Linked DNA regions of Homo sapiens: regions 2 and 3 are each linked to region 1. The links are chromatin contacts, found by Hi-C or POLR2A ChIA-PET in ENCODE. All regions are on one chromosome and are shown on one strand. The core of a region is the stretch at or near the end of the contact, and the rest is flanking DNA. Distances in the headings are between cores, read along the strand shown.

The links. A loop is a pair of places that touch in the nucleus more often than their neighbours do. ChIA-PET counts read pairs that join two places held with the same protein, here RNA polymerase II (POLR2A). Pooled maps may share reads with other maps.
Region 2: a pooled map shows a loop between it and region 1 (2.4-fold over the local background). The contact joins the promoter of ATP5IF1 here to the enhancer-like site in region 1. A Hi-C loop is called at or near these places in 1 of 168 maps with a recorded cell type or tissue (naive thymus-derived CD4-positive, alpha-beta T cell) and 9 of 50 pooled maps. POLR2A ChIA-PET finds 5 or more read pairs at or near these places in 7 of 52 experiments (HEK293, MCF 10A, PC-9 and 4 more).
Region 3: a loop to region 1 is called in a pooled map, with 2.3 times the contacts of the local background. The contact joins two enhancer-like sites. A Hi-C loop is called at or near these places in 1 of 50 pooled maps. POLR2A ChIA-PET finds 5 or more read pairs at or near these places in 6 of 52 experiments (AG04450, GM12878, HEK293 and 3 more).

Annotation. Positions count from the first base shown.
Region 1 is chr1:28,447,813-28,451,722 of GRCh38, reverse strand. All of the region lies in intron 2 of PHACTR4 (phosphatase and actin regulator 4), which reads right to left. Among named protein-coding and RNA genes, the nearest start is that of SNHG3, 56 kb to the left of the region's middle. RefSeq lists a silencer at 901-950. Within about 2 kb of position 1,627, at least 5 of the 41 ENCODE cell types and tissues checked have a DNase peak (open chromatin) inside an H3K27ac peak, as active enhancers do; they include PC-9, where a contact is called at or near this core.
Region 2 is chr1:28,233,825-28,237,734 of GRCh38, reverse strand. ATP5IF1 (ATP synthase inhibitory factor subunit 1) reads right to left here and starts at 1,611. Exons shown (of 3, transcript NM_016311.5): 1 at 1,465-1,611; 2 at 1,283-1,374. The coding sequence starts at 1,551. RefSeq lists enhancers at 1,353-1,412, 2,206-2,712 and a silencer at 2,149-2,373.
Region 3 is chr1:28,601,148-28,605,057 of GRCh38, reverse strand. It overlaps TAF12 (TATA-box binding protein associated factor 12), which reads left to right. Exons shown (of 6, transcript NM_005644.4): 6 at 1,484-2,208. The coding sequence ends at 1,519. Among named protein-coding and RNA genes, the nearest start is that of RAB42, 11 kb to the right of the region's middle. RefSeq lists an enhancer at 2,119-2,619. Within about 2 kb of position 2,382, at least 6 of the 41 ENCODE cell types and tissues checked have a DNase peak (open chromatin) inside an H3K27ac peak, as active enhancers do; they include PC-9, where a contact is called at or near this core.

The DNA of each region.
Region 1 (3,910 bases), core at 378-2,877:
GTAGTGAGCTGTGATTGTGCCACTGCACTCCAGCCTGGGCAACAAGTGAGACCCTGTCTCAAAGAAAAAAATTAATGCATAAGTGCTTCATAGCAGTGGCTGATTAGATCTAATTAAGCCATTTATCTCTAAAACTGCTACAATAACACTGGGCAGGGCACAGTGATGCGCACCTGTTGTCCTAGTTACTCAGGAGGCTGAGGCAGGAAGATTGCTTGAGTCTAGGAGTTGAGGCTGTATTGTGATATGTATCATTGCACCTGTGAATAGCCACTGCACTCCAGCCTGGGCAACACAGCAATACCCTGTATCTAAAATTAAAAAAAAAAAAAATCCTGCTACAATAGTTCAAGCTTCAAGCTTCTTAGTATGAATTTCTGTTTGACAGGAGGATTCAATTGCAATGCTTAGAAACTGTAATAGAAACAAAGAGAAACTGACAGATGAATACATTACAGAACAAAGAGTAGGCTGGATGCAGTGGCTCACGCCTGTAATCCCAGCACATTGGAAGGCCAGGTGGGTGGATTGCTTAAACCCAGGAGTTCAAGACCAGCCTGGGCAACATACTGAGACATCATCTTTACAAAAATACAAAAATTAGGCTGGGTGCGGTGGCTCGTGCCTATAATCCTAGCATTTTGGGAGGCCGAGGTGGGCGGGTCACTTGAGGTCAGGAGTTGGAGACCAGCATGGCCAACATGAAACCCTGTTTCTACTAAAAATACAAAAAAAAAAAAAAAAAAAAGCTGGGTGTGGTGGTACATGCCTGTAGTTCCAGCTACTGGGGAGGCTGAGGCATGAGAATCTCTTGAACCCGGGAGGCAGAGGCTGCAGTGAGCTGAGACAACTCCACTGCACTCCAGCATGGGCCACAGAGCAAGACTCCCTCTCAAAAACAAAACAAAACGAAAACCACACACACACACACAACAATTGGCTGGGCGTGGTGGCATGCACCTGCAGTCCCAGATACTCGGTAGGCTAAGGCGAGGGAACTGCTTAAGCTCAGGTGGTTGAGGTTGCAGTGAGCTGTGATCATACCACTGTACTACAACCTGGGTGACAGAGGGAGAACCTGCCTCAAAACAAACAAACAAACAACCAAAAAAAACAAAAACAAAAAATATACTCAGGTATCCAGAAATCATCACTGTTTTTTAAAAAATTATATAAGTACACCCAAATTTGTTTTATACTAATAAAGGACTAAGAAAGATGGGCCTGAAACTGTTCATACGCCAATTCTGCACATAAATCTTTGTTCTCAGCATCTGATTTTATAAAATGCTCCCTCTAATTTCCAATTTGACAGAGAACATATAGGCATGCAGTCACATTTGGATAGACTGTTGTTTCTGTTTAAACTAGTTATGGCATTTTAAATGGCCTATGGCCCCATTCTGTTTTCTATGAGTGAAAAAAAAAAAAAAAGGTAGTTTTCCTTTGTTTGCCAGAAATCAGGGTGTAGGATGCTGGGTATAGTTTTACAATTGTGTGTTCCAAAGAAAACACCTTTTTCTTTGAGTCATGTAGCTACAGGCCATTAGGAAAGCACGTCACAGAGTTGACAGTCTTGGTGTTTTTTGGAGGGGGTGGAGGCTGGGAGTGGAAGATAACTAACCAAATTACAGTTTGGAGTTTCCTGTTTGAGTAGTACCCTGAAACCAGGCCTGGTATTTAAACTACTTACTCCCTCATTCAAGTTGTAGCACCTCACATATCATAGGCTTGTTTCTTACATCATTAATTATGCAGAGTTCTAGTAGTTTCTTCAACCACCATATTTTTCCTAGTAAATATTTAATTGAAGTTTTTAAGTGCAAGTGTAGTTGTTTCATATGAATTTCAGGGGTGATTTTTTTTTTTTTTATACAGAGTGTCACTCTGTCACCCTGGCTGGAGGGCAATGGCACGATCTCAGCTCACTGCAACCCCTGCCTCCTGGGTTCAAGGGATTCTCCTGTCTCAGCCTCCCAAGTAGCTGGGATTACAGGTGCCCACCACCACGCCTGGCTAACTTTTGTATTTTTAGTAGAGACAGGGTTTCACCATGTTGGCCAGGCTGGTCTCAAACTCCTGACCTCAGGTGATCCACCCACTTTGGCCTCCCAAAGTGCTGGGATTACAGGTGTGAGCCACAGCACTGGGCCATTGGCTGTGATTTTTAAATAAATGTATGATATTTATAAAAACCACTTAGCACCTTTCATCTTCGGATAAAGTATTCATTAACTATTTGCTATAGATACATATTATACCTGCATAACTTGATGGAGATATGAGATAAAACAGGATTAAACAATATGCCCTAGGTCAAAGATAATGTTAATTTTAGAATTAGATTTACAACCAATTATTTATTTTATTATACATATATATTTTTATTTTTTAGATATGGGGTATGTTACCCAGGCTAGAGTACAGTGGCTATTAATGGGCGCGATCATGGCACAGTGCAGCCTCAAACTCCTGGTCTCAAGCAATCCTGCTGCTTCAGCCTCTCAAGTCACTGGGGCTCTAGGGGTGCACCACTGCACCTGGCACAGCCAGTTGTTGTTGTTGTTGTTGTTTTGTTTTGAGACAGTGTCTCACTCTTTCACCCAGCTTGGAATACAATGGCATGATCATAACTCACTGCAACCTTGGACTCCTGGGCTCAAGCAATCTTCCTGCCTCAGCCTCTGAGAAGATAGAACTACAGGTGCAGACCACCTTATCTGGCTAATTTTTTTAGTAGAGATCAGGTTTCGCTATGTTGCCCAGGCTGGTCTCGAACTCCTGGTCTCAAGCAATCCTCCTGCCTCAGCCTCTCAAAGTGTGTGAGCTACCATGCCTTGTCCCCCCACCCCCGCCCCCCGCTTTACTTGACTTGGTAATAAGTAACAAAGTTATTGGATCTGTATGAACTCTCTGTATGTTTTACACCTTATCAGGTTTTTTTTTTTTTTTTTTTTTTTTGAGATGGAGTCTCGCTCTGTCGCCCAGGCTGGAGTGCAGTGGCACGATCTCGGCTCACTGCAAGCTCCACCTCCCGGGTTCACGCCATTCTCCTGCCTCAGCCTCCCAAGTAGCTGGGACTACAGGCGCCCACCACCATGCCCAGCTAATTTTTTTTTTTTTTTTTTTTTTTAAGTAGAGATGGGATTTCACTGTGTTAGCCAGGATGGTCTCGATCTCCTGACCTCATGATCCGCCCTCCTCGGCCTCCCACAGTGCTGGGATTACAGGCATAAGACACAGCGCCCGGCCACCTTATCAGGTTTCCTTTCCTTTCCTTTCCTTTCCTTTCCTTTTTCCTTTCCCCTTTCCTTTCCTTTCTTTTCTTTTCTTTTTTTTTGAAACAAAGTCTTGCTCTGTCACCCAGGCTGGAGTGCAATGGTGTGATCACCTGAGGTCAGGAGTTCCAGCCAGCCTGGCCAACAGTGATCTATCCGCTTCGACCTCCCAAAGTGCTAGGATTACAGGCATGAGCCACCGTGCCCAGCCTATTTGTCCAAAATTTTAATGTATGATTTTATTCAACAAGGTATACATACTTCACTGTGAAGAAGTACCAAATATCTTCATAATATAATGGTTTAGTCTGTTTTTAAGCCCACCTAGCTGGAAACAGATTTGCTATAAACAACCTTTTCACAGTATCAGAACATTGTAAACGTAGAACATTCATTTATGGTATTTACACTACTGTACTTATTCATTTTTGCCTTCTAAAAGAGGATTATTATTGGCTTTAAACAACTGTTTCAGAAAACTTCGGCAAAATTACAGAAAATAAACCTGCCACTAATGAACAAAGCAGGCTTTGTATAGAGAAGGCCCACAACTTCCTGTGGAAATATTGCATAGATCTGACCCTTGGGAATTAGAAAGAACTCGGTAAAGCCGTCAGGAGAAGATAGTCAGG
Region 2 (3,910 bases), core at 362-2,861, 210 kb after region 1:
CCATGGGAGTCTAGCTGGTCATCCTCTTCTACTCCTCAACTAGTGAAAGAATACCCCATCTTAAATTGAGGTGTAGCCATCTTAAGAAGACCAAAGAGCTTATTGCTTTCAGATTCCTCTTTAAAATAGAAAACTCCAGAGAGATGTGACACAAGTCCCTAATACCTTATGAGGGGAACAACCCAGGGAACTTGACTCCCCTTTAGGGAAAAAAAAAGGAACAAAATGAGGAAGACAGACAAAGGGGTGTAGCTAAAAGGCAAATATCCATTTCCTATTCCAATCTGTCTAGAGCTTTCTTTGCCTATAGAAATGAATGGCCCACTGTAAGGCCAATAAAGGGTCTCTTGCATGCGCAGTACTTGGCAGTTCAATTTAGGTTCCAAGAAGGGACTGGATTACAATGTTGGTTTGGTCACATTTAGGCCTCAGTTTTCCTTAACTACAAAATGTAGGGGCTCAATTAGATAGTCTCTAACGGCTGTACCTTGGCTCTCTATACGGTATGGCAGGTGTCATGGTGATAATTCTCAACAGAAGGCAGAAGTGAAAGGCCAAAGGACAAGCAAAAGCAAGATTAATTCCTCACTGCTCTCCAGAGTGGACAGAAGTCAGTTAAAGATAACTCAAGGCTGGCAAAGGGAGGCCCAGCCCACTCCATACTCCTAAGCAGGAGAGGGAAATCTACAGGTCTAGGTTGGGCTGAGTAGGGCAAAAGCCTTTAGAAGATGGTGTCCAACCATAAGTAGCTCCCATGACCAGCTCCCATCATCCTCACTCTTGCGGAGTCGGGGGTCTAGAAACACCTGAGAAGCCTGAATGCATGCAGGCTTGCAAAGCTAAGGCGTGCTGGCGAGGAAGGAGAGCGTAGAGGGGGTGACAGGTGGGTAAGGGCCGAGGGAGTCAGGCTGGGAGGCAAACGTTGGGCGGTCGGATCTAGACACTGTGCGAAGAATCTGGGGGTGTTTCGCACGACCTGAGGAGAACTCCACGCGGGAGATGGTAATGATAAAGGAGGAGTTGAGCCGTGGGTTGTTTTGGAGACCCGCCGGTGGAAACGGTTTGGGGGCCTGAAACTGTTGTGCAGGTAACTGGGAGTGCCCTATACGTGGCAACGGTCGGGACATCAAGGGTTAGGGTATACTGGATTGGGGCCCGGGAGTTCTGTTGGGGGATGGGGCGCCCAAGGCACCAGGTAGGAACGGGTGGGGCGATTGGCAGTTTAAGGATTGGAAGGCCATTGGGAGATCCAGGGCTGGACTTGGGACCCGGTGAGCCTCACCGGAAATATCGTTCCTCTTCAGCCTGCTCTCTCTTTCCGAAGGCCCCACCGGCTTCCCGGATGGAGCCCGCGCCCCGGTCGACATTCTCGGACTGCAGAGAGACAGGGACACTGGTAAAGGTACGGAAGCAAAGATGGGATCCGCCCGCGGGGCTGGAGCAGCGGACACTGCCGCAGCGTACCTGATCCGAGCCGAAGCCTCGGGCTTGCATGGTCCTCACGCCCCACACGCCAAGCCACGTCCGCGCCGCCAACGCCGTCACTGCCATTGCTGCTGGAGCTGCACCTCTGGCGTCTCTGCCGCAGCAAGCAGTCTCTCGTTACGCGCTAATGGCAGGGACGGCCAAGCACCCAATCTGGTCGACGGAGGGGCGGATGAACACAGGAGTAGCGAATCACGGGAGAGCGGAGGCGGGCTTCCCGGAGCTCACAGCGAATCCCGAGCAAGAGACGGGTTTCTTCTTAGCCAACCGCTAGCAAGGGCTTAGGGCCAAAGGACTGGAAAGAGGAATGATGGAGGAGTTTAGAGAGCTGAGTGAGGAGAGTGCCAGAAGCCGAAATTTCGGCTCTTGGACCCATCAGAATGAGGCGTGGCGTCCACCTCCAGCCCACGATTTCAATTCTAAAGTCGTTATTATTCAAAGCCCAAAGGAAGTTTTCCCTTCCCTGGCCTGCTAGCATCAATAAAATGGGGGAATTCGGGGTTTGGGAGCTGTGTCCAGGATGCTGATGTCCAGGATACCGACGTCCAATGTGCCCTGGCTTAGATATACATAAATCGCGTTCATTTGTTATGAGAAGTGTCAGTGTTCTGGCTGGGCGCGGTGGCTCACGCCTGTAATCCCAACACTTTGGGAGGCCGAAGTGGGTGGATCACCTGAGGTCCGGAGTTCGAGACCAGCCTGGCCAACATGGGGAAACCCCGTCTCTACTAAAAATACAAAAATCAGCCGGGTGCGGTGGCACGCGACTGTAATCGCAGCTACTCAGGAGGCTGAGACAGGAGAATTGGCTTGAACCCGGGAGGCGGAGGTTGCAGTGAGCCGAGATTGCGCAACTGCACTCCAGCCTGGTGACAAAGCGAGACTCCGTCTCAAAACAAAAAAAAAAAAAAGAAAACCCAAATTATAACTTGACCACCTCAGGCACAGTTTCCTAGGACCTCTTGAGGCTGTGTTTCCCCAAGCTATGGTCACTCATCTTGGCTCAGAATAAACCTTTTAAAAATATTTTAGTTTGTTTTTTTCGTTAGCAACATATTGTTGAATGGGCTTAATAACTGCACTTTTGGCAATGTGGTGCAATGCAGTAGAAAAGAGCAGGCCAGGCGCGGTGGCTCACACCTGTAATCCCAGCACTTTGGGAGGCCGAGGCGGGCAGATCACCTGAGGTTGGGAATTCGAGACCAGCTTGACCAACATGGAGAAACCCCATCTCTACTAAAAAAAAAATATGAAAAATTAGCTGGGCATGGTGGCGCATATCTGTAATCCCAGCTACTCGGGAGGCTGAGGCAGGAGAATCGCTTGAACCTGAGAGGCAGGGGGTGCAGTGAGCTGAGATCACGCCATTGCACTCCAGCCTGGTCAACAAGAGAGAAACTGTCTCAAAAATAAATAAATAAAAATAAAAAATAAATTAGCTAGGCGTGGTGGCACATGCCTGTAATCCCAGCTACTTGGGAGGCTGAGGCAGGAGAATGCTTGAACCCGGGAGGCTGAGGTTGCGGTGAGCTGAGATCACGCCATTGCACTGCGGCCTGGGTAACAAGAGCGAAACTCTGTCTCAAAAAAAAAAAAAAAAAAAAAAAAAAAGGATAAGTAGGAGTCTAGGGAAAGCTTGACCTTAACCTCCCTTCATCCATCTAATGAATGTGAACAAGACAACAGTAGTCTTTACTCTCATGAAGTTTATAGCTCTTCTCTAACTCATTTTCTCTTCTCTGTTTCTTCTTTTTTAGATGAGAGAATTGGGCCAGATTATCTACCTGATTGATGATTATAAAAATACCTTCTTTGGGGCTGGGCGTGGTGTCTCACACCTGTAATCCCAGCACTTCGGGAGGCCGAGGCGCATGGATCATGAGGTCAGGAGTTCGAGATCAGCCTGACTAACTCCGTCTCTACTAAAAATACAAAAATCAGCCGGGCGTGGTGACATGCGCCTGTAATCTCAGCTACTCAGGAGGTTGAGGCAGGAGAATTGCTTGAACCTGGGAGGCGGCGGTTGCAGTGAGCCAAGATCATGCCACTGCACTCCAGCCTGGGCAACAGAGCAAGCCTCTGCCTCAAAAAAACAAAACAAAACAAAACCTTCTTTGTTTTCTATGAAATAGTAAAACTGGCTTTATTGATTATATTTTAGTTGAGAAAATAGCAGCCCTACCTGGTATTTTGTTTAATTCCATTTATGTGAAATACGTATTCACATATTGTTTAACTCCATTTATGTGAAATATCCAGAATAGGTAAATCCATATAGATAGAACACAGATTGCTTGTTTTCAGGGACTGGGGAGAGGGGGCGAATAGGGAGTAACTGCTTAATAGGTACTAGGTCTCCTCGGCCAGGCGCGGTGGCTCACGCCTGTAATCCCCGCACTTTGGGAGGCCAAGGCGAGCGGATTAC
Region 3 (3,910 bases), core at 1,133-3,632, 150 kb before region 1:
TCTTCCTTCATTGTTGCTGATTGCAACACCATATATGGTCCTATGAAGAGAGGGCAGGTTAAAGAAAGCAAAAATGTGCTGTACTTGTTCTGAGAGGTAGTATCCAGGCTGCCGTGCTGGACATTCTGGCCTGTGTCCTGGTTTTACCTTTGAACAAGGTTCCCTCTGAACAAGGAACCTAGGAGTCAGTGTGAGAATACTACTTCTGCTGTGGAGCAAGTCATCCCCATCTTTGGTCAGTCCAACAGCAGTGTTGGCCTCCCTCTGACAAGGCTGTTATCCTTTCTGTCTTAACTTAAGTGGCTACTCTGATTTGAAACGTGAGCTTTTTCCAAGCTTAGCAGGCACAACTGGGCAGTCCTGGTTGAGTGCCCCTGCTTCGCCATAGCCTGGTATCTCTGGAGCCGGTGTTTGTAAAGCTCACGAAGCAAGCCCTAAAGGGAAGCCACCAGTTTCCTGAATGGAAAGATTGCACTGTTCAGAAGAGAGTCCCTGCAAACAATGGACTGTCACTTTGTGCTCCCAAGTTAACCATTTTCAGCCCTATTTATTTAGTCGACAAATGCCATAATATTGGTATTTGGTCAAAAAGAATGAACAAAGTAAGTTGTTAATTTGGCTAGTAGCTAGTAATAGTAAAAGAATTCAGATCATGAAACCTATGATCTGAGTGTTTCCATGATGGACTGTGGTAGAAGTTGTTAGTCTTCAGTTTCCCTTCAATGCAGGTCATGAGATGTGAAATGTCAGCTCCCTTTGTGTGTGGCAACACTTTGAAATTGAGGCCCCTTCCCTATTGTGTCCATCATTGGAGAAAAGATTGGGGTCAGGGGACCCCAGAAAACACATGCTTGGCCAGGCGCAGTGGCTCATGCCTGTAATCCTAGCACTTTGGGAGGCCGAGCCTGGTGGATCACTTGAGGTTAGGAGTTTGACACCAGCCCGGCCAATGTAGTGAAACCCTGTCTCTACTAAAAATACAAAAATTAGCCAGGCGTGGTGGCACGTGCCTGTAATCCCAGCTACTGGGGAGGCTGAGGCAGGAGAATCACTTGAACTTGGGAGGCAGAGGTTGCAGTGAGCCGAAATCATGCCACTGCACTCCAGCCTGGGCAACAGAGCGAGATTCCATCTCAAAAAAAAAAAAAAGAAAGAAAGAAAACACATGCTTTGCCAGCTTATTCTCTAAGTCACCAAAACTCAAGAGCTGTCACTTTCTCCTGCTTTTAACTTTTTTGCCATTCTGCTAGCCTAGAGCAGTTTGGTGGATGAAATGGGTCCACTAGCCCATCTAAACATCTCTTGGGGCCTTGCAGACTGCTCTCTGGTTAAAAGGAATCTACTGAGATGCCTTGTGACTGCAGGTCTCTGAGGGCTGCGGCCTACAGTGTAGACCATGAGGCCTGCTAGCCACACAGAATGTTCCAGAAAGCTCCTGACTCCAGCTGCTGCTGTATAACTGCTTATTTGTCTCTCCTTTCAGAGAATGGCATTGATCCGGAAAACAACCAAGAAATAACACACGGAAAGGTCAGGGAATGGACAGCAATGTATTTGGAGATACTTGAGCTGAGAACTCAGCCATCTCATCCTTGGATTTTTTTTTTTAATGCTTTACAGAGAAGCATATATTTTTTATTAACAGTGCAGCAATATCTATAATGACTGAGAGGATCTGCCAAAAGAATAAAGCCTCCTACCCCAACTTCCGGTCCCTTTTCCCTGCCATCTCAAAGAGGAGCAATGTATCTTCCAGAGAAGATTTTATTTGTGGTTTATTATATAAGTGACTGAATATGGGACAAAGCATTATGGTCTTTTTGGGTAAGACAGTATTAGCAGGATTTGTAAAGGGTTTTGTTTCCTTCTCCCTTCCCCTTTTCCCTGTACTTTGTAATGTCAGTGTTTATATGAATATGACTTTCATTTGCTTTTCCAGAATAAAGAAGTTATTAATCGAAAGACAGGGTACCTTTGAAATCCCAGAGGGAGTCAGGACAAGCAAGCCTGGATTGTAGCTCTCTAGTCAGCAGGTGGCAGCATCGTTATTCATTTTGGTGTTTGAGAAAAACTCAGGGATTTTCCATCATTTTACCCCAAGGGAGGCCATAACATCAGCAGGAGTTTGAGTCCAGCTTCTCGGCCATAAGAATTGAGTAGGGTGACCTTCTCTCACGGCCCTCAACTGAAGAGGCATCCTTGTTTTGGCAATGTTATATGCCTAAAAACCCTTTTTGGTTTTTTTTGTTTTTTTTTAATTTTTTTTTTTTTGAGACGGAGTCTAGCTCTGTCACCCAGGCTAGAGTGCAGTGATGTGATCTTGGCTCACTGCCACCTCAGCCTCCCAGGTTTAAGCGATTCTCCTGCCTCAGATTCCCAAGTAACTGGGGTTACAGGCGCCTGCCGCCACACCGAGATAATTTTTGTATTTTTAGTGGAGATGGGGTTTTCACTGTGTTGGTCAGACAGGTCTCGCACTCCCAAAGTGCTGAGATTACAAGCGTGAGCCACCGCGCCCGGCCTAAAAACCCTTTTTGACCTGCTCTTCTGGAACTCCTGGAGAAAGCTGTGTTTGTCCCTGTCCCTGAGAAAGGATGGGAGTAGGCCCCTGTCCTCAGGATAGGCATGTCTGTGCAGGTGCCCATCTCTTCTTAGTTGCTGTTATCTTTGATCCTGGTGTTTTCACCATCATGCAGAAGAAACCAGGCGCCTTCCAGACCTCTGGGTCATGTCCTTCAGTGGCACCTAGCATCATCCTGTCCTGGGCCCAGCATGGCCCTTGTGGATTGTGAGAGTTCTGTGGGCTCTAGGGAGGATGGCTGTCCTACCCAAGGGTCACTAGCACAGGCACAGCCACCTTGATTTGCTTTGGTCCTCTGCGTCCTGAAGCTTGGCCCAGGATGAGACCCTGCATTTCAAAATTCCCTCCCACCCTGAGTTAGATCCCATGTCCCCCCCACTTCACAGTCTCACAGATACACTGAGTGAGCTCCTCAGAGGCTGTGCTAATGTTACTGTTGCTCTTGGCTGAAGTTTCAATGCCCCAAAGAGGCAGCCAGCTTCTTTCCCTGTGGTGTCACCCAGTGCTCACCAACAGGTCACTCTTGTGGCCAACCATCAGGACGAGGATGCTGAAGGGTTTCACTTTCCCCAGAACCTCCTGATGCCAGTGGTGACACTCATAAAGGATATTCTGTTGGTGATACCAAACACCAAGGGGCCTCCAGCTGGGTTTCAGTAGTACGATGAGTCACTGACCTTGGCAGCCAAGGAATCTAGAATTAGTTTTGAGATCTCCACTAAGACAGAAGGGAACACAGGAATCGGGGAAGTTTAATGGAAAGAGCTGAGGTAGAATCAAAAGACCCCAGTTCTTGATTTGCAGTGTGACAAGTAAGTGGCGTCATCTATCTCAGTCTTGTCCTATCTGCATATTGAGGGACTTGTTCATTCACTCAGCAAGTATTTATAATCCCATGCCTGTCCTAAGCAGAGGGATACAATGATGAATAAAAACAGACCCAGGTGACCGGGCGCAGTGGCTCAAGCCTGTAATCTCAGCACTCTGGGAGGCCAAGGCAGGTGGATCACTTGAGGTCAGGAGTTCAAGATCAGCCTGGCCAACATGGCGAAACCGTCTCTACTAAAAATATAAAAAATTAGCCAGGCAGCTGAGGCAGGAGAATTGCTTGAACCTGGGAGGCGGAGGTTGTAGTGAGCCGAGATTGCACCACTGCACTCCAGACTGGGCGACAGAGGGAGACTCCATCTAAAAAAAAAAAAAGAGAGAGAGAGAGAGTCTCACTCTATCACCCAGGCTGGAATGAATGAAGTGATGCGATCTCGGCTCTTGCAACCTCCACCTCCCGGGTTCAAGCTATTCTTGTGTCTCAGCCTCCCAAGTAGCTGG